Linked DNA regions of Homo sapiens: all the other regions are linked to region 3. Evidence: chromatin contacts called from ENCODE Hi-C or POLR2A ChIA-PET data. All regions are on one chromosome and are shown on one strand. The core of a region is the stretch at or near the end of the contact, and the rest is flanking DNA. Distances in the headings are between cores, read along the strand shown.

Region 1 (4,472 bases), core at 1,683-4,182, 370 kb before region 3:
AAGAACACATCCCAACAAGAAGATACAGAGAAATCACCGGGGAGGGACTGCCTGAAGGGCAGGAAGGCGTGTGGGAACAAGAGGTGAGAGAGTCCATCCCTGCCCCTGCCCAGTCCCCTGCTCAGAATACATGAGGAATCCCAAGGTTGGAATTGCTGGTCACCAATGACCAGCACATTGTCATTTGACTCAGGGCTGGCATACTTATGCCATAAAGGGCCAGAGAGTAAATACTTCAGGCTTTGAAGCCCATGAGGTTGTTGTCAGAGCTACTCCACTCTGCACAGGAGCAGTCCCAGAAAATATGTAAACAAGTGGACATGGCTGTGTTCCAATAAAACTTTATTCATCGACACTAAAATTTGAATTTTATGAAATTTTCATATGTCATGAAATATCCCTTTTTTAGTTTTTTCCTAGCCATTTAAAAATGTAAAAACTATTCTTAGTTTGTGGATTGTATAAAAATAAGGGTGGAGCTGGACTGGCCCACAGGCTGTAGTTTGCTAACCCCGGATTTAACTGATGACTTCTGCTCCCTATGGAGACAATTTGTCTCCCTATGGAGGCAAACATGTTTAATGAGCCTGGAGAACTGAGGTCTCATCTTTACTCCCAAGGCCAGCCAGCACCTCTGGATTTCCTAAGATAACTAATCCTATTAGGTTATAGAATAATTGAAACCAAGCATCTGGCTGGGGATAAAAAGACCACCCTGAGGGGCACAGGGACCCTCTTGTATGGCCAGGACTGCATACTATATGGTAGCCAGGAGGGAGGGCTGTTATTTTCTTGCTTCAATGAGCAGCATTGATTTCTGTTGTTTGCAGCCATAACTTCCTGGCTGGTACAGCCTTGAGGAACTCACTTCACTTCTCTGAGGTTAACTTTCTTTCCAGTGAAATGTCTGCCTCACGGGGGTGGGCAGAATGTCTAGGAATGGGCCCCCAAGTTCCACACCCTAATTCTCAAAGCCTGTGAGTGAAGTGAGCCTGTCACTCAGAGATGGCATGATGTTCTGTGGCACAGCTGACCAGAAGACGGGATTATCCCTGTCTAATCACACAAGTCCCTTGAAATGCAGATAGCTTTCTGGGCTGGTGTAGAAGAGGCTGTGAGAGAGATGTGAAGTGTGAGAAGGACATGGGGCAGGTCGTTGCTGGCTGGAAGATGAAAGCAATGTGGGTGAAGGAATGCAGAGAGCAACCCCAGCTGACAGCCGGCAAGGAAATAGGGCCTCGGTCCCACGGCCAAAAGGAGCTGGATTCTGCCAACACTGGAACGGGCTTTCCCAGGGGGTCCAGACCCGGCCAAGGGTGCCTTGCTTTCGGCCTTGTGCGAGCTTGTGCAGAGAAGCCCGCCACGCCCGCCTGGACTTCCGGCCTACGGAATTATGAGGTCACAGGTGGGTGTTGTTTCAAGTCACTAAGAGTGTGGTGATCGGCTATGGTTGTGATAGAAACCAAATTCAGCCATCCAAACAACCACACCCCATCTGCTGTCAGCTCAACCCCGACTGTGGCCTTGTGCTCCCAGAGAGACTTGACTGGCCTGAGCCAATCATGAAGCCGCCTTCACGAAGCCTCAATCATGAAGCTTCCTTCAGATTGGTTTAGAAACAGGCATGTGATGCAATTCTGGCCAAAGAGAGGTGAGGGGAAGTCTGCCAGGAGGACCCGTGGATATGGCAGTGATGCCTGAGGCCATGGCAGCTCTCTTGCAACCATGAGGGGTCCTTGCTGACAGGCCAAAATGACAAGCTGAGGAAAACAGAGTGGAAGATGAATCAGGTCCTTGAAAACTTTACTGAACTGCCAAGGAACTGCTCTCCCCTGGACTTCTCACATGAGATAATAAATGTCCTTGTGGTTTAAGCCATTCTGAGTTGGGTTTTATGTTCTTGCAGCATAAAGCATCATCACTGATAAACCACTCACAGCACTGCTTGGGAGTGCAATAAGGTTGTACAGATAAAGTCCTTAGTGCAGTGCCTAACACCCAGTGAGTGCTCAAAAATGTTAGCTTTTGTTCCTTAATCAGTTCCGCCCCCTCCTGCCTCAGGCCCTGTACGAGTCAGGGTTTGACCAGAGAAGTGGGGCCAGTGTGTGGAATCCATCTACAGCCATGCCTGCAGCTGTAGCTCTGTCTCCAGGGCTTTATGACAAGCAGGTGGCCTGTGTGATCACGGGGGCTGGCTAAATGAGTCTGGAATCCACAGAAGGGAAGCTGGCAGGCAGGTGGAGCTCACGGGCACGGCTTATGGGCTTCCCCAGAGGCTCTAGACACGGGCGTGCCCATGAGCTCCACCTGCCTGCCAGCTTCCCTTTTGTGGACTTCAGGCTTGCTTAGCCAGCCCCCACAATCACACAGCCCACTTCCTTGTCATAAAGTCCTTCAGAAAGAGCTACAGCTTGTAGGCCTGGCTGTAGATGGATTCCACACCCTTCTGTCCACAGGTGGAACTTCTCTTTCACACAGAAGCCTGTTTGGCTCTTGAAGCCCACCCAGACCAGCCAGGATAATGTCCCTTACCTAAAGTCAACTGATGACAGACTTTAATCCATATGCAGAATACCTGTACAGCAACTGTAGCTTAGTGTTTGACCGGTTAACTTGCTGTAACCAAGGGAGCGGTCAAGGCATCACATCAAAGCCAGGGGGACGCATCAAAAGCCCATTACACCGCCTGGGCTCAGTTTATTCTGGAATAGATGAAAAATGTCACTGCTGTCTTTTTCTCTCTGCTTCCTATGCTCTGAGCCGCTCAGTGACTCAGCAAGTCTCAGGAAGCTGCAGAGCTGACAGGTCCCTCAGAACCCAGCCAGGCTACTTTGGGCCATCAGGCCACGGCCACGCTGCAGCACCTACTCTGGGAGGTCCTGGAGGTTCGCACACAGCGGCTTCCTTTGCTGCATGGCGTTTCCTGAGTGAAGCAGCCTTACAGGAAACAGAGAGCAACATGTGAAAACAAGAGAACAACAGCAGGAAGAACAGCTTGGGGTAGGGGGGCGGGATGCAGCAGAGGAAGGGCGGAAAATAAATCACAAGGGGTGGGGGGACAGTCCTCAGGGGTCCTCTGTGACTCCTCTCTGGTCCCTACCTGAATTCGGGAACCCCCCCAACTTTACTGAGCAGGGGATGGCGGTGGGAAGGGTGCAACAGGAGTGTGCGAGCAGACACGGACACTCAGCTCTCGGGGGCGCCGTGCAGGGTGTCAGCCTGGGCTGGGTGACTTCTAAGGCCCTGCCAGCCCAAGCTGCTGACTTGGTTCTTTAATTCACCGAAGGATGAAGTATTGAGCCAGCCACTGTCCTTAGCAATGGCATGGCCCCTGACCTCACAGAGCTTACCCCGCAACCTCCCCCCCCGAAGGAGCAGACCTCAATGAAGTCATCACAAAAATACATGAAGGACAGAAAAGTCCAGGGGCCGTGAAAGACGTTAGGAAGAGGCTGTAGATGGAGGTGGGGCCTCCCTAAAGAGTTGGGGTCTGGCAAGACCTGAAGGGTGAATGTGGATTGGTCAGGAGTAGGCTTGGGGATGGTGGAGGGAGCCGTATGCCCAAAGGGCCTGAGAAGGGGAGCCCTGGAGGGTCAGTGTGGCTGCAGGAGAGGATGGGAAAGGGCCTGGTCACTCACAGTCATGATGGTCACCAGAGGAGGTCACAGGAGAGTTGTGAGTGGGCGAGCCCGAGGTGGGATCTGGGTGTTGAAAAGATTAACCTGATGCTGTGTGGTCCGTGGTTCTGATGGAGCTGGGACACCAGTCAGGAGGCTAGGACAGCTGTCCAGGAGTGGTGCTGGGGCTGGGCTGGGTGGTGGGTGCGACTGGAGAGTAGCAGGTGGGTCTGAGCCACTTGGAGCTGAGACTTAGCAGGACTCCGTGTGTACAGGTGAGGAGGGCTCTTCACCTGCTCCTCCTCACTGGCCCCTCCTCACTGGCCCCTCGGCATCCAGGCTGGCTCCAACCTGCTCGTCCCCGTGCAGGCAGTGCAGACAAGCCAAGCTTGTGCCCAGCCCTGTGATTTTGCTATGGGAGTCACCTCCGCCCTGGATCACACAAGTCATGGCCCCACCTTGCCACTCAGGCCTCAATTCCAGGGTCACATCTCAGAGAAGTCTCCTGTGATGGGCTGGTTGTGTCTCCCCAATTCATATGTTGATGTCCAGACCCCCAGAGCTCCTCATAATGTGATCTTATTTGGCGATGGGACCTTTAATGAGGTAATCAAGTTAAAATGAGGTCTTTAGGGTGGGCCCTAATCCAGTCTGACTGGTGTCCTTCTAAGAAGAGGGGATTAGGACAGAAATACACACAGAAGGAAGACCACGCGAGGATACAGGGAGAAGGCGGCCCTGGCTGCCAGCCCAGGAGAGAGGCCGCAGGAGAAGCCAACGCTGCGACACCGCACTCTGGTCAGCCTCCACAGCTGTGGGAGACAAATGCCTGTTGTTGAAGCTCCTGGTCTGTGG
Region 2 (4,527 bases), core at 777-3,276, 270 kb before region 3:
TCCTTATGAGACTCTAACCAATGCCTGATGAGCTGAGGTGGAACAGTTTCATCCCCAAACCATGCCCATACAACCCTCTCCCACTGGCCATGGAAAAACTGTCTTCCACGAAACCAGTCCCTGGTGCCAAAAAGGTTGGAAACTGCTATTTTGCTAAATCACTAATCTTATCCCCTGCTGTATGTTGGGGTGATCAGACCCAACACCAGGCTGTGGGGGCCACAAAGTCCAGCGGAGTCAAAGGAATGAGACAAAACAAGTTAAGAGTGCATAAAGTGGGACTAGGGGGCCAGTGCTAGTATGGAGGCTGTGAAGGTCCCAAGTTCTGGAAGCCTGCACTATTTATTGGTGATCAAACAAAGAAGCAGGTGGTGAGGATGTGGGGGTTGAAAGAAAGCAGTGTATCAGCACATGATCTATAGCTGTGACAGTTTAGCATTTTCTTTGAAGCATGTGGAACATGTTCTGCTACTTGAGATAATGGGAAACATGTTCTTCTAGTTTAAGATACAATCGGTCGGGCGTGGTGGCTCACGCCTATAATCCCAGCACTTTGGGAGGCTGAGGCAGGCAGATCACCTGAGGTTGGGAGTTCGGGACTAGCCTGACCAACATGGAGAAACCCCATCTGTGCTAAAAAAAATACAAAATGAGCCGGACGTGGTGGTACATGACTGTAATCCCAGCTACTTGGGAGGCTGAGGCAGGAGAATCACATGAACCCAGGGGATGGAGGTTGCAGTGAGCCAAGATCGCGCCATTGCACTCCAGCCTGGGCAACAAGAGCGAAACTCTGTCTCAAAAAAAAAAAAAAAAAAAAAAAAAAAAAGATACAATCGTTCTATGAGCCTGGGAGTGCTAGAAGGAAGGAGCCAGCAAGTCTAGACACATTCCAGAGGCCGCAAGGGGTTTTATGCCCTGAGCCCTGGATTCCATCCAAGCCATGAGGGGTTTTGTGCCCTGGGCTTAGATTGTGGTGCAGCAGGGCAGCCTTCCACCCTTTGGCACAGAGCTTGGTGTTCCAAAGGCCATGAGGGGTTTTGGACCCTGGACCCCAGACATGTTCCAAGACTCTTTTACATTATATCAGACATGCAAGTCCTGCCTCAGCTTTTTTCCCAACACTCAGCTTTTCCCCAACATGCCCCCTTTTCTTTTTTGTAAAACCGCCACAGCTATCATAGCTTGTTCTCGACGGCAGCTGTCTCTCCCGAGGTGGCTTCCGCATCTGCAGACTAAAAGGAGACAGCACAAACACATAATTATTAGAACAAAATCTGCCAAGTATAGAGCTTCCAATGGCCTTAATCCATTTAAGAGGATTGATTGTGGACAACCCATTGGCTGTCTTGTTCAAAATATCAGTTCCAGGGAGCAGGGCTAAGTGAGCCTGAGAGGCTTCAAAAACCTTCTCTTTTAGTTTTACAATATCAAGGGTGAGATTTTCATCTTTGCCCTCCAGATGGCATTTAAGAGTAACATTTCCTATTGCTAGCATAAAAGGTGGCCGAACACAACTTTGAATCCAAAAGGTCTTTCTGTTTTTAAATTAATTGAGCAAGGCAATTGCAGGCTGTTCAGCCCTTAATTGCCAGTTGGTGATCCAGCTTCATTTGTCTTAGCCCTTATTCAAAATGTAGTCGCTCTGGTTTGAATGCTTCTTACATATTTCCCCCTTCCCTTTTACAAAAGGACCTTTAATCCTAAGGGCTGCAGAAGGATGAAGGTCCATCTTCTGCAACTTCTTCATGCTGAACAGGGGCGATGATATTCCTGCCTATTAGGGTCTCTTGTATTCAGGGTAGAGAGGAGCTCAGTCAGAAAGCATTGGTCCATTAAGCATCTGTTGTGCCCCTGAGTTCCTGCAAAAGGTAAAACCCTGGCGCTGCAGCAGTTTCTCAGCTTCCTGTGTGGTTTTCTTGATCTGCCCCCATGTTATGGGGGTTGATGTCAGCGTGACTCCAGTCGGTCCTCATTCCATCTTCGCATTCAGATTCAACTGGCCCATGGCTCGTACTGGGGGAACCCCCTCCATGGTTGGGTCCCTCCAGTCTCCTGTTCCATGGTCGTACACATCTTGAGGGCACCCACACGGCTTGTTCATCTCCTGCAAAAACACAAGCATACCCTCAACCCCACGTTAGTAAATCTAGCGAAACAGAAGCAAAAACTTTTGTGGCTGTAGCTGGGAGGCATACCATTGGTGAAGCATTTGTTCTACAAGCTGTAACTCAGCTTCTGCCTCTTTGGTTAATTACCATGGGGTAAAACTTTCCACTGATAATGAGAAGCAGGCCCCTTCTAACAGAAGGCACAGAGAGCAAATCGAAGCTTATCCTTCTTGTGCAACAGTATAGCAAAAAAGCAATCCTTAAACCTTAAATTTGCACCATACAGGTGGGTCCACTAGATGCTGTGGCTCATGATAGATCTTCAGATGTTTGGTGGGCACTCCATTGTTGCAATAAGTCTCTACCTCATAAATTGATAGGAATAGGTGTAATAATAGGTTGAATTGTTCCTTCCTGGCCATCTGGCCCGTGACATGGTAAAATCAAGGAACTTTGAAAAACTTCTGAAGCAGGCCCTATGCCAGTGATACCCATGGAAGTCTTTTGTTTGGGCCAGTGTTGGGGCCATTGATTTAAAGCAATAATAGAGACATCAGCTTCAGTATTTACTAGTCCTTCAAAATCCTTTCCCTGAATAGTTACTGTACAAATAGGTCTTCTGTCAGACACTAGATTAACCCAATATACAGCCTTTCCTGCTGGATTACTACCAAAGCCTCCTGTTCTTTTCACTGTGCTGCTTCCTAGTTTTGTGTAAGGTAACAGCAATAACTAAGCAATTCTTTCTCCTGGGGAAGAAGACCACTGAGTCGAGGAACTAATAACTAATTGAATTTTTTTTTTTTTTGAGATGGAGCCTTGCTCTATTGCCCAGGCTGGAGTGCAGTGGCACGATCTTGACTCACTGCAAGCTCCACCTCCTGGGTTCACTCCATTCTCCTGCCTCAGCCTCCCTGAGAGCTGGGACTACAGGTGCCCGCCACCATGCCCAGCTAATTTTTTTTTTGTATTTTTAGTAGAGACGGGGTTTCACCGTGTTAGCCAGAATGGTCTCGATCTCCTGACCTCGTGATCTGCCCACCTCAGCCTCCCAAAGTGCTAGGATTACAGGCATGAGCCACCGCGCCCAGCAAACTAATTGAATTTCTCCGGTATAATCAGAGTCAATTATTCCCGTATGCACTGACACCTCTTAAATTTAAACTAGACCTTCCAAGTAACAGACCAACTGTTCCTGAGGGTAAGGGTTCCCTAACACCCGTGGGGACCTTCTTTGGTGGCTCCCCAGGAAGGAGATGGGAATTGTGCTGCAAAGGTCTATAGCAGCACTGCCTACTATGGTGGGAGACAATTGTTGTATGTTTGTAAGGGCACTGGCTGTGCCGGATATGCCTTGGTTTGTTGAGGGGCCTGAGGCAGGCCCCTCTTCCCATTTCCCGAAAGAGGTTGTCCATCTTTGCTAAATTTAGAATGACACTGATTTGCCCAGTGATTGCCTTTCTTACACTGGGGGCATACACTGGGACTTTTCTGTTGATTGATGGTAGTTTTTGCCTTTTGATTTCCTTTTCTACATTCCTTTTTTCTGTGTCCAAATTGCCCACAATTGAAACAATGGCCCAAGAAATGGGGCATATTCTTTCCTACTTTCAATCCAGCCATAGCCTGAGCTAAAAGATTAGCCTTATGTAAGTTACCTCCAATGCCATCGCAAGCCTTAATACATTCAGCTAACTGAACCTTCCCTGTCAGGGGTCTAATAGCAGTTTGACACTGCATTAGCATTATTGTATGTAAGAAGCTGTATTAAAACATCCTGAGCAGAATGTTTGCTTTCACTTTGTGCCATTGTTACCCTGGTCCTTCCGAGTGCTCAGCTTTCCTGCTGAGCTTCTTTCAGTCGTCCTCGGGTGTCCTCTGATGATGCATCCTCTTTCACACACTCTAGTGTTCCTTCACTGGGGTGTTCGTTGCCTCATATTGGGCGCCAGGAATGTTGGGGTGATCAGACCCAACTCCAGGCTGTGGGGACTATGAAGTCCGGCAGAGTCAAACAGATGAGACAAGAGTGCATAAAGTGGGACCAGGGGGCCAACACTAGTATGGAGGCTGTGAAGGCCCCGAGCTCTGGAAGCCCACACTATTTATTGGTGATCAAAGAAGCAGGTGGTGAGGATGTGGGGGTTGAAAGAAAGCAGTGTATCAAGTGCATGATCTACAGCTGTGATGGTTTAGAATTTTCTTTGAAGCATATGGAACATGTTCTGCTACTTGAGATAATGGGAAACGTATTCTTCTAGTTTAAGACACAATCGATCTATGAGCCTTGGAGTGCTAGAAGCAAGGAGCCAACAAGTCGAGACACATTCCAGAGGCCACGAGGGGTTTTATGCGCTGTTCCCTGGATTCCGTCCAAGCCACGCCCTTGTGGCTTGTGCCCTGGGCTTAGATTGTA
Region 3 (4,853 bases), core at 2,322-4,821:
GGCTTCAGGAGTGAAGCTGCAGACCTTCGTGGTGTGTGTTACAGCTCATAAAGGCAGCGTGGACCCAAAGAGTGAACAGCAGCAAGATTTATTGCCAAGAGCGAAAGAACAAACTCTCCAGTGTGGAAGGAGACCCCAGCGGGTTGCCACTGCTGGCTCTGGCAGCCTGCCTTTATTTTCTTATCTGGCCCTACCCACATCCTGCTGATTGGTTCATTTTACAGAGAGGGGAGAGGTCTGTTTTGACAGTGTGCTGATTGGTGTCTTTATAATCCCTGAGCTAGACACAAAGGTTCTCCACGTCCCCACTAGATTAGCTAGATACAGAGTGTCCACACAAAGGTTCTCCAAGTCCCCACCAGAGTAGTTAGATACAGAGTGTCAACTGGTGCATTCACAAACCCTGAGCTAGACACAGGGTGCTGATTGGTGTGTTTACAAACCTTGAGCTAGATACAGACTGCCGATTGGTGTATTTACAATCCCTTAGCTAGACATAAAGATTCTCCAAGTCCCCAACAGTCTCAGGAGCCCAGCTGGCTTCACCCAGTGAATCCTGCACCCGGGCGGCAGGGGGAGCTGCCTGCCAGTCCCCGGCCGTGCGCCCGCACTCCTCAGCCCTTGCGTGGTCGATGGGACTGGGCGCCTTGGAGCAGGGGGCGGCGCTCGTCGGGGAGGCTGGGGCCGCACAGCAGCCCACGGAGGAGGGGGAGGCTCAGGCATGGCGGGCTGCAGGTCCCGAGCCCTGCCCTGCGGGGAGGCAGCTAAGGCCCGGCGAGAAATCGAGTGCAGCGCCCGTGGGCCGGCACTGCTGGGGGACCCAGCACACCCTCCGCAGCCGCTGGCCGGGGTGCTAAGCCCCTCATTGCCCAGGGCTGGCAGGGCCGGCCGGCCGGCCGCTCCGAGTGCGGGGCCCGCCAAGCCCAGGCCCACCCAGAACTCCAGCTGGCCCGCAAGCGCCGTGCGCAGCCTCGGTTCCCGCTCGCGCCTCTCCCTCCACACCTCCCTGCAAGCTGAAGGAGCCGGCTCCGGCCTTGGCCAGCCCAGAAGGGGGCTCCCACAGTGCAGCGGTGGGCTGAAGGGCTCCTCAAGCGCGGCCAGAGTGGGCGCCAAGGCCGAGGAGGCGCCGAGAGCGAGGGAGGGCGCACGCTGTCACCTCTCAACAGGATGAGATAGAAGGTCGGCACAAAATACTGGTCATAAAGACCTTACTGATAAAACAGGTTGCGGTAAAGGAGCCGGCCAAAACCCACCAAAACCAAAATGGCAATGAGTCCTCACTACTACACTCCCACCAGCGCCATGACAGTTTGCAAATGCCATGGCAACATCAGGAAGTTATCCTATATGGTCTAAAAAGGGGAGGCATGAATAATCCACCCCTTGTATAGCATATCATCAAGAAATAACCATAAAGATGGGCAACCAGCAGTCCTCGGGCTGCTCTGTCAATGGAGTAGCCATTCTTTTATTCTTTTACTTTCTTAATAAACTTGCTGGCTGGGGGCGGTGGCTCATGCCTGTAATCCCAGCACTTTGGGAGGCTGAGGCAGGTGGGTCACGAGGTCAGGAGTGCAAGACCAGCCTGGCCAAGATGTTGAAACCCCGTCTCTACTAAAAATACAAAAATTAGCCGGGCGTGGTGGCGGGCGCCTGTAATCGCAGCTACTTGGGAGGCTAAGGCAGAGAATTGCTTGAACCCGGGAGGCACAGGTTGCTGTGAGCCAAGACTGCGCCACTGCAATCCAGCCTGGGCAACAGAGCGAGACTCCATCTCAAATAAATAAATAAATAAAATAAAAAATAATAAACTTGCTTTCACTTTGCACTGCGGACTCATCCTGAATTCTTTCTTGCGTGAGATCCAGGAACCCTCTCTTGGGGTCAGGATCCAGACCCCTTTCCTGTAACACAGGCACTTGTCACCAGGCCCGGCTGATTTTTGATTTTTTGTAGAGATGGGGTTTTACCCTGTTGCCCGGTCTAGTTTTGAACTCCTTGGCTCAAGGGATCCTCCCTACTTGGCCTCCCAAAGTGCTGGGATTGGTGGCATGAGCCACTGTGCCTGGCCTTGTCTGATATTTATGACTAGATTGAGGTAATGGATTTTCAATAATTTTGTGGCAATACCACAGAAGTGATGTGCCTTTCTCAATGGATCCTATTAGTAGATACCTAATGTTACTATATTTTATATGTGGTGATGTTAACTTTGATCACTTGTTTAAAGTGGTGCCTGCCAGGATTCTCCACTGTAAACTATTTTTTCCTTTGTAATTACTAAACATTTTATTTTTATTTTTTAATTTCCTTTTGAGAGGGAGTCTCGCCCAGTCGCCCAGGCTGGAGTGCAGTGGCACGATCTTGGCTCACTGCATCTCCTGCCTCCCGGGTTCAAATGATTCTGGTACCTCAGCCTCTGGAGTAGCTGGGATTACAGGCACGCACCACCACACCCGGCTAATTTTATTTTATTTATTTATTTATTTATTTTGAGAAGGAGTCTCACCCTGTCGCCTAGGCTGGAGTGCAATGGCGCGATCTTAGCTCACTGCAACCTCCGCCTCCCAGGTTCAAGCGATTCTCCTGCCTCAGCCACCCCAAGTAGCTGGAATTACAGGCGCCTGCCACCACGCCCGGCTAATTTTTTGTATCTTTAGTATAGACGGGGTTTCACCATGTTGGCCAGGCTGGTCTCGAACTCCTGACCTCAGGTGATCCACCCGCCTCGGCCTCCTAAAGCGCTGGAATTACAGGCGTGAGTCACCGTGCCCGGCCTAATTACTAAACATTTTAGTAGAGATGTTTTGAAACTTTGCATATATCCTGTTTCGGCTTCAAGTTCTGCCTACTAATTTTAGCATTCATCCGTGGATGTTGGGGAAGGCCAACTTTTACTTTCTCAATCTGAGCAAAATTTCACTGTTTTAAGGAGCAAAACGAGCAGAATTATTGGACAGGAAGAATGGTAGGAGAGAGTAGAGACCTAGGCAAGGGCCGCTCCTGTAAAAATTAGGTAAGTGAAAACTAGTAATAATAAGTACACTCGCGGCTGGGCGCAGTGGCTCACGCTTGTAATCCAGCACTTCGGGAGGCCGAGGTGGGCGGATCACGAGGTCAGGAGATGGAGGCCACAGTGAAACCCCATCTCTACTAAAAATATAAAAAAAAATTAGCCGGGCGTGGTGGCGGGCGCCTGTAGTCCCAGCCACCCGGGAGGCTGAGGCAGGAGAATGGTGTGAACCCGGGAGGCGGAGCTTGCAGTGAGCTGAGATCGTGCCACTGCACTCCAGCCTGGGCGACAGAGCGAGACTCCGTCTCAAAAAAAAAAAAAAAAAAAAAAAAAAAAAAAAAAAAAAGTAAGTACACTCGCACTACGAACAGAAGGATATCCCGAGCAGCTCTGAGAGGGCTTTAGCAATCAGGCGCCGGGTCGGCTTCCCGGTTGCCCCGGAGACAGGGTCCTTCCTTGTTCGGCGCCGCCATCTTGTGTCACCAGCCCTTGCCCAATGAACGGCTGCTCAGTGGCGGGAGGGCGGGCTACCGCGCCCGGGCCCTACCCGCCCTGGCGCACTGCTCTTCCCGGTCATGGAGGCGCCAGCCGCCGGCTTGTTTCTGCTCCTGTTGCTTGGGACTTGGGCCCCGGCGCCGGGCAGCGCCTCCTCCGAGGCACCGCCGCTGATCAATGAGGACGTGAAGCGCACAGTGGACCTAAGCAGCCACCTGGCTAAGGTGACGGCCGAGGTGGTCCTGGCGCACCTGGGCGGCGGCTCCACGTCCCGAGCTACCTCTTTCCTGCTGGCTTTGGAGCCTGAGCTCGAGGCCCGGCTGGCGCACCTGGGCGTGCAGGTGAGTGTGGGCGACCCCTCGCCGCCGCTCCCGGGACCCTTCCCGCCTCCCTTCCTGGCGGTCCCCCGACTCCGCCCGCGCCCCTCTAGGCCTCAGGAAATGCGGAGACCCGGGCGGCGGGCGGGGCACAGGGGGTCCGTGGGATTGCCTCGGGGCCCGCGAGGAGTCCTGGGTGGCCAGGGGCCCCGGCGCCTCCGCTGCCCCCGGTGCGCGCCCGCCCTCCTGCCTGGGCCACGTCAGCACCGGCCTGCCCCCGCGCGGGTCGCTGCTCACGTGGGCAGCTGCTGGGATCCGCGGCCGACCAGCCTCGGAGCTTGCCCCTGTTTGGGCCGTTCTCGGCACCGCTCGGGAGACCTCGGGCCGGTAGAACGCACCTCCCTTCCGTAAGGCGAGCGCGGCAGCCCCTCGGCCCGGTGCCAGCGGGCGCCAGACTTCATTTCTCACGGCCCGACGAGGTGGCTCAAGTAGAGGACAAATAAATGAATTAAAGTGAATTTCATTCTCTTAATTCAGTATCTGGTCCGTTGTAGGTGCTTCTTTCTAGACATAGAGAACCATCAGAAATGTAACAGGTTTCGCATTTTTAAGTTGGTAATCACTTGAAATCCCTATGAATGTGATGCATTTTAAGGTTCCTAGTGAACGCTTTCTAAATGTTAAAACTCTTTTTAAAGTTAGTTTTAAAACTCCTGCACGTAATATAAGTTCTCTTATGCTGTACAGAAAAGGAAAGTCCAATTTTCTCCCTTCCCCCTGCTGCTTCTCATTCTTACACCTCGGCAATAAATGGCTGTGTTTGGCTTAAATGTTTCCAGGTATTTCAGTGATCACCAAAGAAAATGTTGGGTTTGGGAGTAAAGGGAATGTACATACACAGAGGTTTGGTTTTTATTACTATTGTTGTTAAACAATTTCATTAAATGATTACCTAATTATTTGTTGAGAGAATAGTCATTATAGTGTCACATTTCTTCTAAGCACACTTCGTTCTCTGACTGAATATG

The links. A loop is a pair of places that touch in the nucleus more often than their neighbours do. ChIA-PET counts read pairs that join two places held with the same protein, here RNA polymerase II (POLR2A). Pooled maps may share reads with other maps.
Region 1: a loop to region 3 is called in a pooled map, with 5 times the contacts of the local background. The contact joins the enhancer-like site here to the promoter of RPN1 in region 3. A Hi-C loop is called at or near these places in 2 of 37 single-sample maps with no recorded cell type and 8 of 50 pooled maps. POLR2A ChIA-PET finds 5 or more read pairs at or near these places in 3 of 52 experiments (H1, T-cell and WTC11).
Region 2: a loop to region 3 is called in a map of naive thymus-derived CD4-positive, alpha-beta T cell, with 10 times the contacts of the local background. The contact joins the enhancer-like site here to the promoter of RPN1 in region 3. A Hi-C loop is called at or near these places in 1 of 168 maps with a recorded cell type or tissue (naive thymus-derived CD4-positive, alpha-beta T cell) and 9 of 50 pooled maps. POLR2A ChIA-PET finds 5 or more read pairs at or near these places in 2 of 52 experiments (A549 and activated CD8-positive, alpha-beta memory T cell).

The regions. Positions count from the first base shown.
Region 1 is chr3:129,014,316-129,018,787 of GRCh38, reverse strand. The region is part of intron 2 of EFCC1 (EF-hand and coiled-coil domain containing 1); the gene reads right to left. It also overlaps a transcript of CFAP92 not described here. Among named protein-coding and RNA genes, the nearest start is that of EFCC1, 15 kb to the right of the region's middle. RefSeq lists a silencer at 1,522-1,681 and enhancers at 1,283-1,784, 2,462-2,511, 2,532-2,641, 2,355-2,862. Within about 2 kb of position 2,932, at least 23 of the 41 ENCODE cell types and tissues checked have a DNase peak (open chromatin) inside an H3K27ac peak, as active enhancers do.
Region 2 is chr3:128,920,735-128,925,261 of GRCh38, reverse strand. The region is part of intron 12 of CFAP92 (cilia and flagella associated protein 92 (putative)); the gene reads left to right. Among named protein-coding and RNA genes, the nearest start is that of ACAD9, 43 kb to the right of the region's middle. Within about 2 kb of position 2,026, at least 2 of the 41 ENCODE cell types and tissues checked have a DNase peak (open chromatin) inside an H3K27ac peak, as active enhancers do.
Region 3 is chr3:128,649,536-128,654,388 of GRCh38, reverse strand. It overlaps RPN1 (ribophorin I), which reads left to right and starts at 3,571. Exons shown (of 10, transcript NM_002950.4): 1 at 3,571-3,849. The coding sequence starts at 3,589. RefSeq lists enhancers at 3,098-3,177, 3,338-3,607, 4,278-4,347 and a silencer at 3,858-4,127.